Regions from separate parts of the Homo sapiens genome. Here all the other regions are linked to region 1. A link is a contact called in ENCODE Hi-C or POLR2A ChIA-PET data. All regions are on one chromosome and are shown on one strand. The core of a region is the stretch at or near the end of the contact, and the rest is flanking DNA. Distances in the headings are between cores, read along the strand shown. Region 1 holds the start of NUP210 (nucleoporin 210). Region 2 holds the start of RPL32 (ribosomal protein L32). Region 3 holds the start of MKRN2 (makorin ring finger protein 2). Region 4 holds the start of XPC-AS1 (XPC antisense RNA 1). Region 5 holds the start of TSEN2 (tRNA splicing endonuclease subunit 2).

Evidence for each region. Hi-C counts contacts between places; a loop is a spot of excess contacts on that map. ChIA-PET counts read pairs that join two places held with the same protein, here RNA polymerase II (POLR2A). Pooled maps may share reads with other maps.
Region 2: a pooled map shows a loop between it and region 1 (9-fold over the local background). The contact joins the promoter of RPL32 here to the promoter of NUP210 in region 1. A Hi-C loop is called at or near these places in 1 of 168 maps with a recorded cell type or tissue (B cell), 4 of 37 single-sample maps with no recorded cell type and 13 of 50 pooled maps. POLR2A ChIA-PET finds 5 or more read pairs at or near these places in 4 of 52 experiments (activated CD4-positive, alpha-beta T cell, activated CD4-positive, alpha-beta memory T cell and activated naive CD4-positive, alpha-beta T cell).
Region 3: a loop to region 1 is called in a pooled map, with 19 times the contacts of the local background. The contact joins the promoter of MKRN2 here to the promoter of NUP210 in region 1. A Hi-C loop is called at or near these places in 2 of 37 single-sample maps with no recorded cell type and 11 of 50 pooled maps.
Region 4: a loop to region 1 is called in a pooled map, with 2.8 times the contacts of the local background. The contact joins the promoter of XPC-AS1 here to the promoter of NUP210 in region 1. A Hi-C loop is called at or near these places in 1 of 37 single-sample maps with no recorded cell type and 6 of 50 pooled maps. POLR2A ChIA-PET finds 5 or more read pairs at or near these places in 1 of 52 experiments (T-cell).
Region 5: a pooled map shows a loop between it and region 1 (12-fold over the local background). The contact joins the promoter of TSEN2 here to the promoter of NUP210 in region 1. A Hi-C loop is called at or near these places in 6 of 50 pooled maps. POLR2A ChIA-PET finds 5 or more read pairs at or near these places in 2 of 52 experiments (H1 and HEK293T).

The regions. Positions count from the first base shown.
Region 1 is chr3:13,419,003-13,421,889 of GRCh38, forward strand. It overlaps NUP210 (nucleoporin 210), which reads right to left and starts at 1,320. Exons shown (of 40, transcript NM_024923.4): 1 at 1,058-1,320. The coding sequence starts at 1,224. RefSeq lists silencers at 535-1,104, 1,155-1,554.
Region 2 is chr3:12,840,052-12,842,832 of GRCh38, forward strand. It overlaps RPL32 (ribosomal protein L32), which reads right to left and starts at 1,514. Exons shown (of 4, transcript NM_000994.4): 1 at 1,443-1,514; 2 at 91-191. The coding sequence starts at 186. SNORA7A (small nucleolar RNA, H/ACA box 7A) reads right to left here and starts at 399; the gene lies at 261-399. RefSeq lists enhancers at 1-812, 813-1,749, 1,843-2,092.
Region 3 is chr3:12,555,786-12,558,574 of GRCh38, forward strand. MKRN2 (makorin ring finger protein 2) reads left to right here and starts at 1,302. Exons shown (of 8, transcript NM_014160.5): 1 at 1,302-1,391. The coding sequence starts at 1,366. It also overlaps a transcript of MKRN2OS not described here. RefSeq lists enhancers at 922-1,031, 1,082-1,141, 1,529-2,052, 1,962-2,021 and a silencer at 1,312-1,401.
Region 4 is chr3:14,148,258-14,151,194 of GRCh38, forward strand. It overlaps XPC-AS1 (XPC antisense RNA 1), which reads left to right and starts at 1,305. Exons shown (of 2, transcript XR_001740603.2): 1 at 1,305-1,345; 2 at 1,585-2,937. It overlaps XPC (XPC complex subunit, DNA damage recognition and repair factor), which reads right to left. Exons shown (of 16, transcript NM_004628.5): 12 at 557-691; 13 at 305-474. RefSeq lists enhancers at 296-980, 2,598-2,937.
Region 5 is chr3:12,483,226-12,486,008 of GRCh38, forward strand. It overlaps TSEN2 (tRNA splicing endonuclease subunit 2), which reads left to right and starts at 1,255. Exons shown (of 12, transcript NM_025265.4): 1 at 1,255-1,655. RefSeq lists an enhancer at 1,179-1,598.

The DNA.
Region 1 (2,887 bases), core at 70-2,569:
GCAACAGAGAAAGCTGGCTGGTCTGAGCTTCGGGCATCACACTTACATACACGCACAGACTAATACTCAAACAGGCTTGACACACACATGTCCAGGCTTACACACATGGCTGTCACGTGGTCACACCCCGTTCTGCCTCAACCTTGACCCAGTCTTGAAACAGAAATAAAGGGAGCAACTACTGAGCATCCTGGGGGTGGGAAGGGCGGAAGCCCATCTTTTCACCCCTAGGACGGCTGGGCTGGGAAGCTAAGGGCGCTCAGTCGTGCCCACGCAGCCTTGCCAGGGGCAGGAGCTCCATTTCCCCTGGTCTGCAAAATGGAAGGGCTGGACTGCACCGCCCTGTCAGTGTCGGTCTCTGGTTTCATGGGTCCCTGTGGTTCCACAGGGTCACACTCCGCATCCGACCCCTTGGAGAACTCCCAACCCGAGAGGGAGGGTGATGGAAATGCCCTGAGCATCAGGACCCGCGCCGAGGCAGCCTGAGGGGAAGCGCCGGCCTGCCTCGTCTCACTTCGCCTCTGTAAAGCGGCCCCTGGGCTTCCCTCCAAAACTCCTTTCCTCCAGGGTCTCCGTTCCTCCCCGCGACGCTAGGCGCTGCGCTTCGTTTCACAGACTCACTTCCCACGCCAGGGCGAGGGCGGTCACAGACAAACCCGAGCTGGGGTCCCAGACTCAAGGGAAGTGCGGCCCAGCTGCCCCGGCGCCCCCTCCCGGGTCAGGCCGGCTCGGGCCCGGCCGGCTTGGGCCCTGCGGTCCCAGACGCCGCTCCCCAGGCCACCCCTCCTCCCGCACAACCCAGAACACGCGGGTCACGGCCGCCAGGCTGCGCCCGCTCTGCTCGCGCCTCAGCGGCGCGGAGGCCCGGACGGCGCCATGACATGAGCAGTGGTGGCGACCCACGCGCACCCGCCGCTCCGAGTGCTGCAGCCTAGCGCCCAGCGAGAGCGCGCCGCGCACCTGCCGGCTCTGCCGGCCTCCCGGCGCCCGCCCAGCCTCTCAGCGCGAAGGCCCAGCCCGGCCCACGGCGCCCGCCCGGCCCGGCCGCGCGCCTCACCAGCGGTAGCAGCCCTCCGAGGCCTCCAGCGTGAAGTTAACGCGCGTGGCCCGCGTGAAGGGCAGCAGCACTTTGGGGATGTTGAGCTTGGCCGCAGCGGCGGAGGGGCCCGCCGCCAACAGCACCGACAGCGTCAGCAGCAGCAGCCCCCGGCCCCGCGCCGCCATCCTCGCCGCGCGTCACCTCCCGCGACCCTGCGCCCGGCCGCCCGCGCCGCCCCGTTGCCCTCCGCTCCCGCCCGCGCGCGCGCCAGGCCAGCAGGTGATGAGCGCGGGGGCGGGGCGAGGGCCGTCGGCGGCCGCCGCTTCCTGGGCCTGAGCGCGGGAACTCTGGGGGCCGAGCTCGCGGCGACCCCACCCCCAGCCCGGCCCTCGCGCAGGGACGCGGGGCTGGGGGATGGGCGCGCGCCCGGGCCCCCGGAGCTGAGGGAGAAGGCTTGGGGCGCGCCCGCGGGGACCCCTGGACCCTAGAAGTCCCAAGGGGGAGCCCCCGGGGCGCCCCGCAGCACGCATCCCGCCCTGGTATTTGCCCCTGGCGGTGGAGCCAAGCCGCCGGCTTTGGACCTTGCGCTCTGGCCCGGACCCACGGTCAGCAAGGAAGGGACACATGCCCCAGGACATTTGGGATGCAGAAAACCGGCGCCTGCCTTGTCCCAGCCCATGCTTCCCAGAAGAGGGACCCCGGGCTCGCAAAGGGAAGCCACCTGCTGAAGCGCTGAAGGCCCGGGGCCCGCTCCCCCTCGACCCCCTCACACCCTTTCCAGAGAGGCCTTAAGATTCCCATTTCTCCAGGAAAAAACCGGTTGAATGGCCCCCAGATCACTCAGCCAGAGAGCCCCAAGCTCTTGTCCTCCGCACTGCACCCCCTGCGGAAGCCATTAGAGGTTACCTATAGGTCATTTAGGGCGCCAACGCTGCCAGAGCACAACCCCCTCCACGGCCCCCACACCCACAAAAGAAAGTTTAGCACCGCGGAATCCACCTGCACACCAATGGAAGGCCTTAGATTCCGCGCTGTGCTCTGTGGCTTTTAGCTGTCTGTCGTGAATTGCATGAAGGCATGCGTCAGCAGGCACCTGACTGCTTGGTGCCGCTAAAATATGAATCTAGCCTTGCAGAGAAGGCCCAGCCTAGCGGGAGGTCAGGAAAGGGTGGGGTGAGGGTGCACTGGCCGGCTGTCTGAGGAGTGCAGGAAGTGGATGCTGACTGTAACCAGGAAGACACACAACGATGCCACTGGGTGACCAGGAAGGAGAGGATAAATGTCAGTAAGGCTAGGAAGGCTTTTTGGAGGCGGCGGCCCCTGGGTTGGGCATAGACACCGCACTGGGCTTCAGCGAGGCCCGCATAGGCTGAGCCTGCCCCTCAGGGATCATGGGGCTTTTGGATGGTGATGCGGGGTGTTTGGGGTCACCCTCGAAGCCTGAGGGCCCTAGACCAGGGAATGTGTGTGTTGGGGGAAATCTCTGGAGATAACCAGAACTAAGGGGGTGAGGGTCGGCCCTGTGTGGAACCAGGTGCTCTGGGAGGGGAATTCCAACGGGCTCCCTTTGAAGAAACAAAAAACAGACTTGCGCGGAAAAGGCAGCCTCAGAGGGTATTTGTGAGGAAGTCTGTGGGTGTCTTCTGGGTTGCACAAGATTGATTTGTTTTCCAACAGGTAATCCAGACAGATGGTTGAAACTTAGGCTCAAAAGGGTTCCAAGTGAAAGTGATTCCTCTCCCTCCCCATCACCCAATACCCTTCCCTACAGGCAATGAGTGTTTCCCACTTGAGTATACATCCAGAGAAATTTTATGCATAAACAAGCATATATATATATAAAACATG
Region 2 (2,781 bases), core at 264-2,763, 580 kb before region 1:
GGTCAAAGATAATCCTGACTAGGTGATGTCAGAAACTGTTGGAAACTCTTTTCTTCACCCCACACCCATTTCCATCCCAGGACCACATACCTTAATTTTGACATATCGGTCTGACTGGTGCCGGATGAACTTCTTGGTTCTCTTTTTGACGATCTTGGGCTTCACAAGGGGTCTGAGGGCGGCCATGATGCCTTTTGGGGAAGAAGCGGCCCCAGGTGAGGAAGAATCCTGGAAGGAGGCTTTCCTGCCCAGGGACTGAACACTGTCGCAGAGTGTCTTCCAATCGCCAGCTACGGAGCAAGCTGGGAATGGAATGGGTGCCTCTGCCAGGCTTGCTTTCCCTCCCTTTCCGAAGCTGGCAGAATACTAGGCACTCTCCAGATGCGATCCCAGGAGGTCAAGGGTCACCTCACCCACTCAGAGCCCAAAGAATGCCAACAGCTGAGCAAATCAAAACTGACCCCAAGACACTCTCAATTTGCAAGGGGCAGCAAATCCCACCCCACCAGTGTCCGAACCCCCAGATGGTCCTTCCGGTAGTACTGGCCTTGACCATCTACTTGAACCTGAGTCTTTTCCTCACCTGTAAAATGAAGATGACACTGCGCGCTGAATGCCTGCAGTGCCTGTCACAGGGTAAATGTTCAATAAAACCTTCTAATTCCCTAGGGAGCTGCTGCGCTACCACACCCTCAACACACACAAAACCACCATATACCTCTGAAGATGCCTCAAACCTGGAGATCTTCCAGTATCAACTCACACCTTCCTCAGTGTGGTCTTCCGAGCCATTGATTTCCTACAGCAGCACCCCTTCTGCTCTCTTCGCAGCCATCAACTGGCCCAGAGTGGGTACTCAATGAACCACGTATTCAAAACGACTCTGCCTTCTGGCCCATGATATCCTCGAAGGCAAGGTGGGGGCAGTTGCATCTTCATATTCCCAGAGATACTACCAGAATTTCTGCCTGCAGCTGGACCAGCCGACCTACAGCTCGTCTTTCCTTGGCGGTCCCGCAGCAGCAGCCCTCGGGCCAGAGACTGCAGCGGAAGAAGCCGGCCATGGCATGAACGAATACACGTGGGCCGACATTGGTGAGCGCTGGGATCCACAGATCCCAGCTGAAAGCTGTCAAGCTGGGCCACCCCTGGTCGTCCCACGGCCCCCAGGAGACCCCGAAGTCTGGCCTCAACTAGCACCCTCCACCGCCAAGGAACAAACAAGCAGCCCGCAGCTCTGAATACAGGCGGAGGGCAGGAGGCTCTGGGACGCAAAGCCCTATCAACTCGGCGGCTTCGTTCTGTTCCTGTACACGCTCCAGTAAGCTGACAATAACAATACCCACAGACACTACCGCGCTGAAGGGGAGGCCTCCGCACCACTGGGCGACGGGGCCAGATGAATCCCGCAGGAATGCGGATTGCCACGGATTAACACTTACCGAGAAGGAGATGGCTGCCACCTCCGTAGGCAGCGCCGAGGAAGAGAGAAGGGACGGTGGCGCGCAAGGGCTGATGGGTCGTAACCCCTGGGTCCTAGCAGGGAAAAAGGCAAGCACTTCCGGCTCCGGCTCTTTTAAATAAAATAAAGACACGTCAAAAAATAATGCCGCAAAAATTCTGAGTATACATGTTTTAATAGACAATAATAACTAGGAATAGGACTGAGAAATGTATTCTACCTATCCTTGGGACTACGTAGAAATTTGGAATTCTTTCTGAGCTAATAAGACCTGGTGGAGGGAGGAATTTACTTCCGCCAGAAGTCGAAGCCAATCCGCTTTTGGGCTATTTCCGCCCGCGTTTCTTCTACTCCGAAGTGCGCCTCTTAGTGGTCAGAAGAGAACAAGACAGAGACTTCCTAATAATTTCATCACCGAATTTAGACAGTAAATAGTAACGAAAACAGCTAACATGCGATGGAGTTCACTATGCCTACCACAATTCTATAACGTACCCCTATTATTGTCTCCATTTTGCATATGTGGAAGATGAAATTTGGAGACTTGACTCCAAACTCCACGCTTCTAACCACTGGGCGAAACTGCCTAGTTTTTCTTTGTTCATTTTTTAGAAATGGGGTCTCACTCTGTTGCCCAGGCTGGTCTTGAACTCCTGGGCTCAAACGATTCTCTCGCCTCAGCCTCCTGAGTAGCTGGGATTACGGGCACGAGCTACTGCCTAGATGTTTTTTGTTTTGTTTTGTTTTTTGGTTTTTGGTTTTTTTTAGACAGGGCCTCCCTCTGTCACCTAGGCTGGAATGCAAAGGTGCCATCTCACGGCTCACGGCAGCCCCTGCCTCCCAGACTGCCTAGTTTTTAAAGATGCTCTTGATTTGTTTTGCTTAGCTTTTGTATTTAAGATTATTGTGCAAATTGGCTGAGCACTATGGTTCACACCTATAATTCCAATACTTTGGGAGTCTGAGGTGGGAGATTTGCTTGAGCCCAGGAGTTCAAGACCGGCCTAGGCAACATAGTAAGACCCTGTCTCTACAAAAAATAAAATAATTAGCTGGGGCTGGTGGCGCATGCCTGTAGTCCCAGTTACTCGAGAGGCTGAGCTGGGATGATCACGTGAGCCCAGCAGTTCTAGACTGCAGTTAGCTGTGATAATGCCACTGCACTCCAGCCTGAGTGACAGAGCAAGACTCTGTCTCAACAACAACAAACCTATAAAGACAAATAACCCAATTGAAAAATGGGTAAAGAATCCAAATAGACATTTCTCTGTGGCCAATGAACACATGAAATGATCCACATCATTAGCCATCAGGGAAAT
Region 3 (2,789 bases), core at 52-2,551, 860 kb before region 1:
CTATGCTCAAAGGATCCTTCCGGCTCAACCTCTCCTTACTCCAGCATTTTGAAGTTTAGTCGAGCATGGTGTCGCGCACCTGTATTCCCAGCTGCTGGGGAGGTTAAGGCAGAGGACTGCTTGAACTATGATGGCGCCACTGCACTCCAGCCTGGGCGACAGAGCAAGACCCTGCCTCAAAACAAAACAAAAAATTCTTTATTTTGATCTGGGTGGTAGTTTCATGAGTGTATGCATGTGCAAAAATTCATAGAATGTGTTTGGTGCACTTATATTGTGCATGTTATGTATCTCGAGTTTTTAAGCAATGAGAAACCATTGTAAGATTAAAAGGTGAATGACATGATCCGATTTATGTTTTAAAAATAGATTTTTACCAGGAACGGAAGCCAGAAGACCAGTTAAAAGGCTATCGCATGGCTGGCCAGGCGTGCACGCCTGTAATTCCAGCTACGTGGAAGGCTGAGAGGCAGGAGAATCGCTTGAACCCGGGAGGCGGAGGTTGCAGTGAGCCGAGATCGCCCCACTGCACTCCAGCCTGGGCAACAAGAGAGAAACTCCGTCTCAAAAAAATAAAAAATAAAATAATAATAATTAAAAAAAAAGGTATCGCATGGTGCTAGGTAGAAGGGACGGTGGAAAGGGGGCAGAAGAGGACGCATTGGACAGAGGTGTGGGAGCAGAATCTGCAGGGTATAGAGAGCTAGAGGGAAGTGTCAAAAATAACTTTTGGGGTTTCCACCATAGGAAATGGAAGACGAGCAGCACAAGACTGGCAGGAAAGAAAATGAAGACTAAAACTTGTGGAAGTAGAGATTTGGGGAAAGAGCAGTTGGGAGAGAGCTAAGGAATTTCCTTAAGTGGGAGGCGAGGTCCGGCGGGAACAGTTGAGGCAGGGCCTGAGAAGGGTGCCCAGTGAGTGCGAGTATGAATGGATAGGGGCATCCGGGATTAAGAGGAGAGGCTGGAGTTTCCCCAGGAGTGGTGAAGTGCCTCGAAGGAGGCGGGAGATCCCTAAGGAATACTCTTGGCGATCGGGGCAGAATCGCAGGCACTAACAGTAGGCATCGGGATAAGACTGGCAGGACTAAGATGCCAGCCAGGCTCCGCCCCGGAGGCTTGGAAGTGCGGGACACCGAGAGCAGGGATGCCGGGACAGCCGGCCCGATCCCCGGTGCGGAACCAATTGTGACGACGGCTAGGTTACCCGCCGGCGCTACAAAGGTGCCACACCGGAGGGGCGGCGTGCGCCGGCGTGCGCCGGCGTGACGCGGCTACGCGGGATGGGCCGGGCCAGGGCCAAGGCCGAGGCGGCAGCGGCTGCGAGAGGCGGCGGCACGACGACGGTCCCTCAGCCCAGCCACCATGAGCACCAAGCAGATCACTTGCAGGTCAGTGCGCTGGAGCCAGGAGCTTCGGGCCGCTCCCCCAGGCCGCAGGGGGGCCGGTGCGCGCCAGTGCTGTGGTCCGGGAACCTGAGGCTAGAGCGGGACTCGGAAAGTTACTCGGCTGTTCGCGGCGGGGCTTTGCGAGGCAGAGCGAGCGCTGCCGCCACAGCCGGGGATCCGGGGGATGCGTGGCCGAGACGCTGGGCGAGGCCAGCGCGGGGGGCTACGCCCCGAGTTTGAAGCGTGGCCCCTGTGGGCTGGGAGGAAGGACGTCCTAGCCAGGGCCGTGCAGGATGCCGGGGCGCTGTCGGGAAGGCTCTGGGGCTTACGCTTTAACTGGAAAAGATTTGAAGTTGAGTAAAGGGACGCCGAGAGGACGGTTACAAATGGGGATACCACATAGGAGTAATTTGTTAATCGATTATGAGGGCCTCAAAGTTTGGAGAATCCAGATGCAATCTAAACTTGCAGAGAGTTAACAAGTAAAAGTTGTTGTGTGGAAAATAACGACAGGTAGCATATTGTGAATATCGGCGAAGCGCCCTGCATATTTCCAAGTCCTTTATATTCATTATCATCAGACTTCACAGTAAGACAACTTAGTAGTTATTATTACCATTTTACAGTGCAGGAAACTGAGACCGAAAGACGTTGACACTCATTTATCTTACTGAGAGAGCCATTTACGAGGAGAAATGCGACGGTAATGGATGGTTTATTGTAGAAAATAGCCAGATAGCTACACTACGACTGCTCCTATGAAATAGAATAGTGTGGTTGTGTAACACCCTCATTGCTTGGTCAGCTTGTGGCTTACTGGTAATGGAGTCTAGTCCTATTGAATTGTATGTTTGGAAAACGCAAATTGAATTGTATGCTTGGAAAATGCAAATTTCATTTAATAATTTTTATGGGAAACATTGCTTAAAAACAGTTATAGAGTTTGTGTAATAAACAGTTTATTTTCTATGTTGTTACTTCTCTTCATTGGTATGAATAGTTGAGACGTGACTGTGTAGTAAGTTTTCTGTTAGCATTAGTGTACATTTACTGTTCAATTTATCCAAGGCCCAGGTGGCTTATGTTAAGCTGTTGTCAGAAATTTGCACCTAGTGTCTATAAAAAGACTTTTACTAGGTTATTTGTACTAGAAGGTGTTTTGTGAAGACGGGTTTGTGTGTGTTTACGTATTTTTATTTGTATAAAGTTTCTCCTGCTGGAGGAAGTATTCCTAGGTCATTGTGCACTGTAAAGCAGCTTGTAGCCTCCTAGAAAAACCTCTGTATTCCTCCCCTCGCTCTATGGTTTAATTCTACCATTTATTCCCGTACCTCATCTAAGAAGTGTCCACAAAACAGTACACATTTATGTAATAATGCTTTATAATTGAATCTCAACTCT
Region 4 (2,937 bases), core at 55-2,554, 730 kb after region 1:
CTCACTAACCAGGCAGCTGCCGGGGAAAGATGCTGACTGTTTTTTGCTCACTAGCCTGTGAGTCCCTAAACCTGGGAAGAACGTTTTAATCCAGCATTACGATGCCAGTTTCATTGGCTCCGTTCCCTCTGGAGGGAAGCCAGAATTGGTAAAGCACTGACTTTGCAAATCCAGTGTAACATCCTGAAAATTGGAGCCACCAGGCCTCAACTCCCAGCAGCCCCATGCCAGCTTTCCATCCCCATCTCTGGAGCCACCCCTCCCCATCCCTGTGTTTAGCCTCCATCGAAGGCCCCTCACGCACACGGGATGGGAGTAGCCGCCATGGAAATCAAAGCCAGTGATGGCCTGGACACAGTCGATGTCCAGCTTGCGGGCCACGCGGTGTAGATTGGGCAGGTTCAGCTGGACACAGCCAATAGGCATCATGCTGGGCAGGAAGAGGTACACATTCCCAAACTCGTTCCGGGGCACCTGTGTCGGGTGAGCAAGTCAGCATTTGGCCAGCAGGGGAACAAGGCGGCCTGGTCCTGAGCCCTTCTGATGCTGCCCTTACCTTCCCGTCCACGGCCACTGGGGGCTGATACTCCTCTGTCTGCCAGTAGCCAAACAGGCCCAGGTCATTTTCTTCCCGCAGCTGGGGCTCAGCAAGTCGGGCTTTCCGAGCACGGTTAGAAAAGCCTTTCACCATCTGCACCAGAGGACACGGCCACCGTTTACAACAAAGGCATCCAGTTCCTCAGCACCGGGCCAGGCACCATGCTCAGTGCCGCATGCCTGGTACCTGGTGAACCCTCAGAACACACCTACCAGCTGGGGTGCTTTTTCTCCCTTTTTTTTTTTTGAGACAGAGTCTCGCTCTGTCGCCCAGGCTGGAGTACAGTGGTGCAATCTTGGCTCGCTGCAACCTCTGCCTCCTGGGTTTAAGCAATTCTCCTGCCTCAGCCTCCTGAGTAGCTGGGATTACAGGTGCCTGCCACCACGCCCGGCTAATTTTTGTATTTTTAGTAGAGACGGGGGTTTCACCATGTTGGCCAGGCTGGTCTCGAACTCCTGACCTCAGGTGATGCACTCGCCTCAACCTCCCAAAGGGCTGGGATTACAGGCGTGAGCCACCGTGCCCGGCTGCTCCCCTTTTCTTACTACAAGCACTAGCTAACATTTATGGAACATTCTCTGTCCCAGACACTATTCTCGGTGTTTTTTGTTTTTTTATCCCCCTGAGACGGAGTCTCACTCTGTTGCCCAGGCTGGAGTGCCCTGGTGTGATCTCAGCTCACTACAACCTCCACCTCCCGGATTCAAGTGATTCTCGTGCCTGTCTCCTGAGTAGCTGGGACTACAGGTACCCGCCACCATGCCCAGCTAATTTTTATATTTTTGGTAGAGATGGGGTGTCACCATATTGGCCTGGCTGGTCTCAAACTTCTGACCTCAAATGATCCACCTGCCTTGGCCTCCGAAAGTGCTGGAATTACAGGCATGAGCCACTGCGCCCAGCCTATCTTCAGTGCTTTATATGTTATTATTTAATTTTTTCAACAAACCCACAAGGTAGGTCTTATTATTGTTTCCATTTTACAGATGAACACCACAGACGGGGTAAATGATTTGCCTAAAGTCACACAGCTCGTAAGGGCCAGAGCCCACACTTTCATCCACTAGCCTATATTCTGTGCTGTCATCACTGATAGCAGTGACTGAGACTGAGAGACAAAGTCACTTAAGAGCTGATGGCTGGTAAGTGACAAGAACCAGGATTTACAATTCAGGTAACTGTCCATCAGTAGAGCCTGTGTCTCAACATATAACCTATGTCTGCTCACACGCCCTAGAAAGCACTGACAGTTCAGGACTCCCAGTGTGCTCCCCAACAGCGTGCAGTGGCCAAGGCCAAGATCTTCCCTGGGGAGTGAAGTGGTGAGAGGGGCGCAGGACAGGCAAGGACAGAGTCACGTAACTCTTAGAGGAGTCAGGCATGGGCGTGCGGCTGAGGGCTGGCCCCTGGGCCTCAGCATACAGACTTCCTCTAGTGCAGGGGCCCACAAGCTTGTTCTGTAAAGGGTCATGCGTGGCCTCCATCACATATTCTTTATTCTTCTCATTCTTATAACCCTTTAAAAATGTGAAAAGCCATTCCCCAGGTTGGGGGTGGCCTGCGAGCTCTCATGTCCATTCCTGCCATGATCTCTGGGCGCACCCTCTCTGTCACCACTTCAGGGACAGAGGGACTCTGAGTTCTGACAACCGTCCCTTTCTGAGAAGCCATTCACCCAGCACACTGTTCAGTAAACTTCCACTGGGATCTCCTGGAGACCAGGCCATGACCCAGTCATGAAGGAGGGATGGAGCGAGGACAGTCTTTGCTCTTAGGAGCTCAGGCTCCTGCAGGGGAAGAGACAGAGCTACGACTCAGCGTGATGAGTACAGGGTGGAACAGGAGCTCAGAGGCAAGCCATTGCCCAGCCCTGAGGACAGTGGAGGCAAGAAAGGCTGCTCAAAACAGGTCCCGCCTGAGCAGAGGCTTAAAGGGGCAAGGGGTTGCCCAAGAGAACAGGGCTGGACCCCACAGGGCACAGAGGTGGGAGAACACTGGGACCTGGGGCCTAAGTCCTCTGGAATGCAGAGGCAGTGAGCACCAGAACATCACTGTGCACCATGGGGAGGGTGCGGGACTCAGACTAAAGGCGCTGGCCAAGGTGGGACAAGGATGGCCAAGATGCACAGAAAGAGCCTAGTGACTGACAGGGGAATGGATTCAGGCTGGGAAGGAGGCTGTGGCTGTTGCCCAAGCAAAAGATACTGAGGCAGGAGCTGGGGTGGTGGGGATCAGAACAAGGGGTGAATTTGAGAGATTTGGGATTCCAGAACTGTGCTACCATGACAGCCACCAGTCACGTGTGGCCACTGCACACCTGAAACGTGGCTGGTCTGAAC
Region 5 (2,783 bases), core at 5-2,504, 940 kb before region 1:
ATCAGCCGGGCGTGGTGGCAGGCGCCTGTAATCCGAGCTACTCGGGAGGCTGAGGCAGGAGAATCACCTGAACCTGGGAGGCAGAGATTGCAGTGAGGTAAGTGAGCTGAGATGGTGCCACTGCATTCCAGCCTGGGCGACAGAGCCAGGCTCCGTCTCAAAAAATAAAAAGGGCCAGAAAAACAGGGACAACACATGCCATGCCAGACTACTGCAGAGCACAGAGGCAAGTCACCCAAGCAGGTCTGGGAAGGCAAGAAGTCTCCTGGAAGAGGTGATATTTGAGCTGAGACCTAAAGGCTGACCAGGAATTACTGCAGCTAACAGAGGGGAGGGAACATAGAGGCAACAGCATGCGTGAAGGAATGGAGGCAAGAACATTGGCAGAAGTCCAAAATTCAACATCCATCATCACATCTAGCACCATGAATCTCTCCAGCAGTATTTGCCACACTTCCTTGCCATCCTCCTTTGCCTCCTGCTTAGTCTGTGTGGTGGAACTCCTGTGATTCATATTTGGGAAAGTATATATTGGACTCCCCACAGGGCTCCTTTAAAATAACCAGGTCAGGAGAAACTTACACTTCCTATTGCACTCCAGTTTTGCTCATCTCCCGTAATTCTGATGGCCCATTTTTCAGTAAACTCAAGCTCAGAAAGGTTGTCAGTCATTCAAGCTCACGCAGCCAGTGAGGGGGGAAAATGGGGATGCAGAGCAGGTGGACCTGCCGCCTATTGTCCCTTAACTGCACAGGCAGTCTGGGCACACAGAGGCTTCTGGCCAGGTGTCTGCCAGAGAAAACGTCCTTGCAAGTTCCCCGCATGCTGCAGCGTACACAGGTGCGCTGCTGTGATCCTCTTTCTACATTGAGAAAGATGAGATCAGTTTCCTCAGGGCCATTTAATAAAGTCCTGTCGGTCGCCTCAAACATCCCATCCACCGAGGGCCGAAGATTCTAGGTCTCTCCCACCTCCCACGTGACTATGTGACATTTGACGGGTAACTGCATCTCATCTGTAAAATGCGTCTTGCAGGATCGTTCTGGCTTCCGTACAATCCTGCAGAGAGCAGCAAAGCGCGCACGCAGCCTCCGCCTCATACTCCGCAGTGGCAGAGCTGGCGCACAGAACACCCGCCAGCCGGCCGTGCGCAGGCGCACTCCGCCAAGTCCCGACGGGAGCTCTGCGGCTGCGCACTCGGCTGGCTTTGCGGCCGCACTGCTTGACGGCAGCGGTGTCCGCCCCACGGCCGGCGTTGCCGGGGTAACGGCGAGCGCGTGGGGCCAAGAAAGGTAAGGGCCCTGGGCGAGGAAAGCGCGGCCCTTTCCGAGTTTGGTGTTTTGCAGCGAAAGGAAATCTCGCTCTTCCGAAAGTCCTCCAGGGCGAGAGAGGAAAGGGCCTAGGTACTGTGCTGGGGTCGCACAGCCGGCCGAGACAGTGCCGGGACGGGGAGCCAGGCTTCCGAGTGCGCCCGGTCACTGACTCCTCCGCGCTTTCCTCGTGCGCCTGCAGCCCTTGGTTCTTGGAAACGCCGGCGCCTTGTTCAGGGCTGGTGGGGCTGGGGCGCAAGGTGCAGCTGACAATGCCCGAGAGGAGCCGCAGCCTCTGGTGGAGTTCGGTCGGGTGTGGGGGTAGTCAAGGAAAGAAGCAAAGGGGTAAGACAGGGAGTTAGGAATTGGCGGGGCCCCTAACGCTGTTGGGGTGCGCAGTTTATTTTATTTGCAGCTGTCGTCTGGTGAGCGCTTTCCACGTGGTAGGCCCCGAACGAAACGCCTTCTGCAAAATTATGCATTTAATCCTGACAACAACTTTCAAAGGCTGGTCATCTGTTTATATGGCTTATTCTCAGGTTCTAACTTGAAAGCTCCCCAGAGGCAGGATTGTTTACCTTGTGCCTTTCATCCTTGCCTCCCTAAGCCCAGGAGGTGCGCAGATGGAGCTTGAAGCGTGTTTTGGTTGGGAGAAGGTGAGATTTGCTGGGTAGGAGGTTTTTTAACCAGGTTTGTTTGGCACCTAGTCCAGGAAGGTTGGAAAATTAAATGGAGCCACCTCTCCCTTTTTTGTTTTTCTAATAGACATTTACCATCACCTAAGAGGTGTTAGCCTGTGTGCTCGAGGGAAGAATAAGAAACAGACTCTGCTTTTAATAGAAAGTAAGAATATGCAGCTCTGGAGTCAGGTTGCGCAGGTTGGGGAAATAAGAAGTAAAGATTTCTCAGGGGTGCGCCCGGCCCCTCCGAGTCACTTTCCACATCTGTACAATGGAAATAAAAATAGTCTTTACCTCCGGGGGCTACTGGGATTAAGTGAATTTGAATAGACCTTGCTGTTACCAGTGGTTAGCTATATGTTAAAATCAGCTGGGTCCACCCAGGAAATTCTGATGTAATTGATTGCAGGTGAGGCCTGGGCATGAGGAGTTAAGGGTAGGTAAGCTTGAGGGCCACTGTGTGATGTACCACTCCCAGGTTTAATTTTCTTAATCTGCATTTTTCAATCATCATTCTAAATAACCTGCAGTGACTCCAATTCCAAACCAACCTTTGCATCCCAAACCTCTTGACAACTGACCCAGTCTTTCCTATATGTTTTTGTGCACCTCAGGCACCGCTCTTCTTTCATATCTGTGGAATGAGGATAGTACAGTCAGCTCTCGCTATCAGGTTCCGAATCTGTGGATTCAACCAATGTTGCATCAAAAATATTTGGAAAAAGAAATTTAAAAATATATATATATAACAATTATTTAGTATTTACATTGTATTAGGTATTCTAAGTAATCT